2 separate regions of the Mus musculus genome follow, and region 1 is linked to region 2. A link is a loop called in an ENCODE intact Hi-C map of the cell type or tissue named here. Cell type or tissue: gastrocnemius. All regions are shown on one strand. Links, peaks and the distances in the headings refer to the core of each region. The heading gives the core; the rest is flanking DNA.

Region 1 (2,915 bases), core at 216-2,715, 1.2 Mb after region 2:
TCAGGTCTGATACATGAGGGCTGGACAGACACTAGCCTCCTGCAGCATGGTGAGCTGCTGGTCTTGTGTCTATGCATTCCAAGTGTAGCATTAGAGTCATGGGTAAAGGCATGGGGACATTGGAGATACTGAACAATGCTTAAGTCAGGTGACAATTCCCAACTTACACCTGAATGATTCCACAGGACTCCAGCCTTTTGCCTGACTGTTTAGGCAAACACTGTGAGGCCGTATCAGGAAGCTGTGTGTGGTTTTGATAGCCTTAGACTCTTCTCTCTGTGGTCAGTGAGGTGTTTGAAACTAGGCATGACTGTTAGCCGACCATGAGATCCACACTGTGAGTGGGGGTGAGGCCATCCCCACGTGAAGGTTCTCATGACATCCCTGTTTTCACGGGGGCTTTCCAGGACAATGAAGAGAGAGGAGACTCCATGGGGCAGTGGGTGGGGCATGATTTCACTTAAGTGTAGTGTGGAATCCAAAATAACTCAAATGCATAGAGGCAGAAAGAAGGAAGATGGCTATCAAGAGTGGTAGGGAAGAAAGAGAAGTAGGGACCCCAGTTCTTCCAGATGAATGAATCTTAGAGATCCACGGGGCAGCACCAGGCCCACTGCAATCCCCTGTGCTGTACGTTTAAGTAGCCATTAAGTATGTGAGTCTTCAGACCTCACTTAGCACACCCTTCACCACCATGCCTTAGCATCACTCCATAGCAGAGACCTAATCGCAGGCTTTGCTTAGCTTCCTGTTCCATGGATTAGGAAGCTTGGCTGAACTCTTAATTAGACCCCACGTCATCACCATCATCCGTTGTGTTCTCAAACATCTTCAGTGTGCGTGTTAGCCATCATGAATCATGGTTAGTAGGCCTATCCATGCCACCATCCAAGATGGGAACTGTGTGGCAAATAGATATGAAAAGAGATTAGTTACGGTTTAAGCGGTAACTGGATGTAGAACATCACTGAATAAATACCCAAAGAGAAGAGAAGAGAAAAGAGGTACGGGGAGAATAGGGGTACATGTGGGACTCTTATATTAAATGTTCTTGGCCCAAGACGTATATGTAAATAAATAAAATATAGGGTGAGAGCCATGAGAGAGTGAGGCTGGAGTCTCTCAGTGGTGCCAGAGGTTTCAGGTAGGTCCCGGACAGTACAGTTGCTCATGGAGTAATCATAGAGTACAGGGAGCCTAGAGAGTCCCATGAAGAGAGAGAGGCTGGAAATACGTCAGAGACAAAGAACCAAGGACCGAAGAAGTTTGAGCCAGAGTCAGGAGGGTGCCTGTGGGGTGGAATACTGTGGGTTGAGTAGCAGTCCTTTCATTTGGAGACCTAAGGAAGTCGGAGAAGGCTGAAGGTTCAGTATGAAAATAGCATGAAATACTCATGATAGACCATGGAAATGTCCCAGAAGTGTTAGGCAAACCAGCATCCACCATTAGGGGAAAAAAAAGGCAGTTGGCATTGCCACTGATGGATGTGTGGAGAGAAAAACAAGGCAGGGAACACAGACAGTAGGATGTCCAGTAGAGCCTGGTGGCTATGGGATTCTCTGTCCCAGTGCCCTTTGAGTCAAGGAGCCTAGCCCAGTACAAGTGTCCAGGCATGCCTCCCCCCGCTCGTGCTTCCTCCCGGCAGTGTAGACGTGCCTGCCAGACACTTGCGGTGTCCTAGGGGACACCTGACTCAGCAGCTCCATGCTGGCCTCCGCCCTGCCTTTGGCCGGGCCTGGACTTAGCAGCGGAAGGAACACCTCATGTGTCCTCCTGCTGGTCCCTGCCCTCGTGCACTGAAGCATGCACACACAGCTCGCTCTTCCCTGGGAGGGTTGGGGGGCTGAGCATCGTGTTCCCGAGCAGGTCACAAAGAGGAAGGACAGACATCTTTAGGGAAGCTTCTGGATTTTTGAAATGACTGACCTGTGTTTCTCCCACAGGAAGAAGGGACTCTGATCATCGAAGGACTCCTCAACATTGCCTGGGGACTCAGACGACCCATCCGGCTGCAGATGCAGGATGATCGGGAGCGAGTGCACCTGCCGTCTGCCACATGGGTGCCTGAGAGGCTCAGCTACCTCCAGTGAGTGTCTGGCAGGTAGAGTGGAGCCAGGGACCTCCGTGATGTCTATTATCATGGTGCACCACATTATATGTGGAGTTCTCTGTCCCAGTGGGTACCCCAGCCTTGGGGTAGACGCTTCACTGCTGTATGGGGCTTAGGAATGGAGCGCAGACCAAACCCCTCTCCTGTTCAGTGGTTACCTCAGTCCTTTCTGGCCTTACCCACTGCAACACACAACCTTACTTAGGGTGCCCTCCCTGGGATGATATGACCTTTGCCCCTCCTCCAGGAGAATAATTTCATGCTCCCAACACCTGCTTTATGGTGCTGGGGACAGAACCCACGCCTAAGTGCTATACTAATGAGCTATGTCCTCAGCCTACTGGGATCTCCTTGAAAGGAAATTTTAGGGATTCATCCAAATTTATTTTCGCTACTGCTTCACATTAGTGACAGATTCTGTTTGCATCAATTTACCAGAATTTAAAATCCGATTTATTTTACCATCAGGACAAAGGCAGTTAGTCTGAGTTTTGCTTCTTTGCGCAATGATTCTTCAGAGGCACACATTCAGAATTTTGTCCTTGCCAAATATGCAGATAAGATGGGCATGGTGATGTAAGTTTGCCTGAGATTACAACCCTCAGTAAACTGAAGGGCAGAGGAATTCTGAGTTTGAACCCAGGTCAGGCTCACATACAGAAACACTGTTTTAAAAACATATATGTGAAGGAGCTGGAGAGTTGGATCAGAAGTTGCAGCTGCTCTGACCTTAGTTCAGTTTCCAGCATGCATACAGTGGTTCAGAGCTGCCTATAACTCTATTTCCAGGGATTCCAGTGCCCTT
Region 2 (2,915 bases), core at 236-2,735:
TGCCTTTAACTTCTAATAGTAAACACTTAAAGAACTGTAACATAAAAGATATTGTTGCTGGGTGTGGTGGCACATGCCTTTAATCCCAGCACTTGGGAGGCAGAGGCAGACGGATTTCTGAGTTCGAGGCCAGCCTGGTCTACAGAGTGAGTTCTAGGACAGCCAGGGCTATACAAAGAAACCCTGTCTCGAAAAACCTAAAAAAAAAAAAAAAAAAAAAAAAAAAAGGATATTGTTACAACATACCAGACTAATATTTAAGCATAAGTTTCTGGCTATTTAAGTTTAACTAGTTTTTATTTTTTTTAAAAATGTGGTTGATTTTATGTTCCGAGATTCAACTTAGAGTCTCACATTTCATACAGTTCTTGTGTCCCCTAAATTTCTTCCAATTTGCATTTGACATTTGATGGTGATGGTAGTAATAATGCTGGAATATACGGTCACTCTATAAGGGCATACTAATGACCCTCTTGCTTTCTCTTCTCTTTGTCCTTATTTTTTCCCCTTACCCCTTATCCCTTCCCTTATCCCTAAATAAGACTTAAATTAGCTTTATCTTCATTTGTTTTTACTGAAGTAAGAACAAGCAATGGTTTTTATTTCTGAAATAGGCAAAAAACCTAGACTGTCATTCCAAAGGTTTTATAGCAGCCTCATCTGTGTTTTGGAATAGCTAATGCATTTCTTGGGATGTGAAGACCATAACCATAATTATCACACAGCTGATTTTATGGTTAATAAATATATAATTTGAAATTTAACAAAGGGTGTGGCTTTTTGAAGTAGCTGGGCGAGACTGAGGCTGGGTGGCGATTATGCCCTTTGTCTCCTGTTGTGTGGTTCAGCCGCTGCTCCTGCTTCCGCTCTTCAGAGGTAGTTCTACCCCAAGTAGAACATTTTGGGTCTCCCTTCACAAGCTTGCCTCTTCCCGGAACTCCCAAGAAAGCCAACTTCTGACACTGTGTGTAGGTAATCTCCTGACTGAGACGCAGGTCGCTCTTGGTGTCCACAGTTGACCTGGCTGATCTGTACTTGGGCTTCTCTGTGCGCTCAGGTCCGAGTCTGCGTGTAATTTCCAGGTGTCTTAGAGATTTTCTTGCTTCACTTAGGGGCTTCCCTAGCAACTGTTCAGGAGGCTGAAATCTTTCCCCAAGTCCAGAAGCCTTTCTCCCTTACAGCAGCAGGGGGCGCTGCGGGCACGCCCAAGACCAGCCCTACCCCTGCAGTGTTCATGAGGCAAAAGAGTGGGATCCCAGGCCCTCGAGTTTGGATTTTAACTCCATCCTGGAGCAAAGACTATAAAGCTAGATTAGCATTTTCTTAGTGCCTGAGAGTGGTAGTCAACCGACATAGGGCTACGTCTTCCATTCCCTTCTTTGGGTGGATTCTGCCAGGGGACTTCCAGGTTCCACAGAGCGCCTGCCTGGTGCCCGGGGATGATTGCTTCCTTCCTGGGCCTTGGTGTTTTCAGGCTTCTGTTGCTCTGCCTATTTTTCTCATGTTTTGCAGCCTCTGGGCTTTCACAGAGGGCTGGGAAAGGTTCTAGAATGGTGTCAATGGCCCTGGGACTCCCTGGGGTGACGTGGGCAGAGATGTTCTGTGGCAAGGACAGCATGGGCACCTCTAACCCTCCATGGAAGATGGTCTTGAGGGCTCCCATGATGAATAGCATGCACCCCAGTTCCAGCACTGTCTAGACCCTCTGGGGTGCCCAGCTTCCCAGTCACGCTGAACTTAGGGCTGTGCCCGCATGCTTTGCTGATGGCGGGAGGACTGCTCTAGGGGTCCTCTGGTTTCTCTGCTTCCCCCTACCCCCATCCTGAGACATGTGATGGCACATCTGCCGCGATACTGATGGCACATCCCTCTGGGAACTGTCTGCCGTGTCTCACTCCTAGACAGTCTTTATACCTTTATGATGGGGCTGGGGAGTGTGCAGCAGACCTGCCATACTCTGTCCAAAGGAATTGTGGGAAGAGGCTGGGCCATAGTGTGACCCCTATCTCAGGCTTCCCTGTCAGTCCTTCCTTCCTTCCTCATCTACAGGGGCTCCCACAGAGACATTAGAGATGGAGACGCAGAGACACTCTCGCCCACAGAAACTCAGAAATGGAGACACTTCCAGAGACAAAGATACACAGAGAGACAGATGTGAAATTGGTGATGCATACAAACGGGCTGAGCTGTACTCATACAAGCAGAGAAACATAGATGCACACAGACAGAAGCACATGGGCATACACAAGATACAAACACATAGATGGAGACATACTCCCTCCAACAAGGCCACACCTCCCGCAATAAGGCCACACTTCCTAATAGTGCCACTCCCTATGGCCAAGCACATTCAACACACGAACCTATGGGGACCAAACCTATTCAAACCACTGCAGATGGGCACACAGAGAGGTGTACGCAGATGCCCATAAAGAGATGGCGGTACGTGCAGGTGACCTTTAAGAGACAGAGATGCACACAGAAATAGAGATGTGCAGAGACACACAGAGACATAGGGACACATGGCACACAGGCATTTATTTACAGATGGAGGCTTGCACAGATACATAGACAGACATTTCTATGAGACACAAACATAGACATACATACAAAGTTAGAAAGATAAAGACACCCTTGGCTTCTCATGTCACATCTATGCACGGGATAATGAACAGACCAATCTTTTGATCTTTCTGTCATTATCTTTCAAGTCTCTGGCCTCACACCTAGAGAGCATGGTTTGGAAATGAGAGGCTATGAATGATGTCACTTTACTGAGCGCCACAACTCCTGTCTTGTGACATGGCACTTGGATCTGCTTGCTCCTCTTTGGGACAGCTTTGTGTTAGAGCTGTCAGATATTTGCACTTGTTGTCCTTCCCTATCCAGACCCCAGGCCCGACACAGGGTTGTCT

The links. Peaks named below come from ENCODE experiments on the same cell type or tissue, not always from the same donor. Only the 100,000 strongest peaks of a DNase experiment are listed, where the experiment ranks them.
Region 1: it touches region 2 in a loop (2.2-fold over the local background); 17 of 42 quality-filtered maps call a loop at or near these places.

What each region holds. Positions count from the first base shown.
Region 1 is chr6:116,646,738-116,649,652 of GRCm38, reverse strand. Rassf4 (Ras association (RalGDS/AF-6) domain family member 4) reads left to right here. Exons shown (of 11, transcript NM_178045.4): 4 at 1,944-2,086. Among named protein-coding and RNA genes, the nearest start is that of Mir7043, 2.1 kb to the right of the region's middle. In gastrocnemius, for the core only: no CTCF peak of the experiment used is centred there; a DNase peak (open chromatin) is centred at 1,682; H3K4me3 peaks cover 319 bases; H3K27ac peaks cover 1,989 bases.
Region 2 is chr6:117,826,758-117,829,672 of GRCm38, reverse strand. No RefSeq gene overlaps it. Among named protein-coding and RNA genes, the nearest start is that of Zfp637, 13 kb to the left of the region's middle. In gastrocnemius, for the core only: a CTCF peak has its summit at 1,184 (motif pointing right); a DNase peak (open chromatin) is centred at 1,188.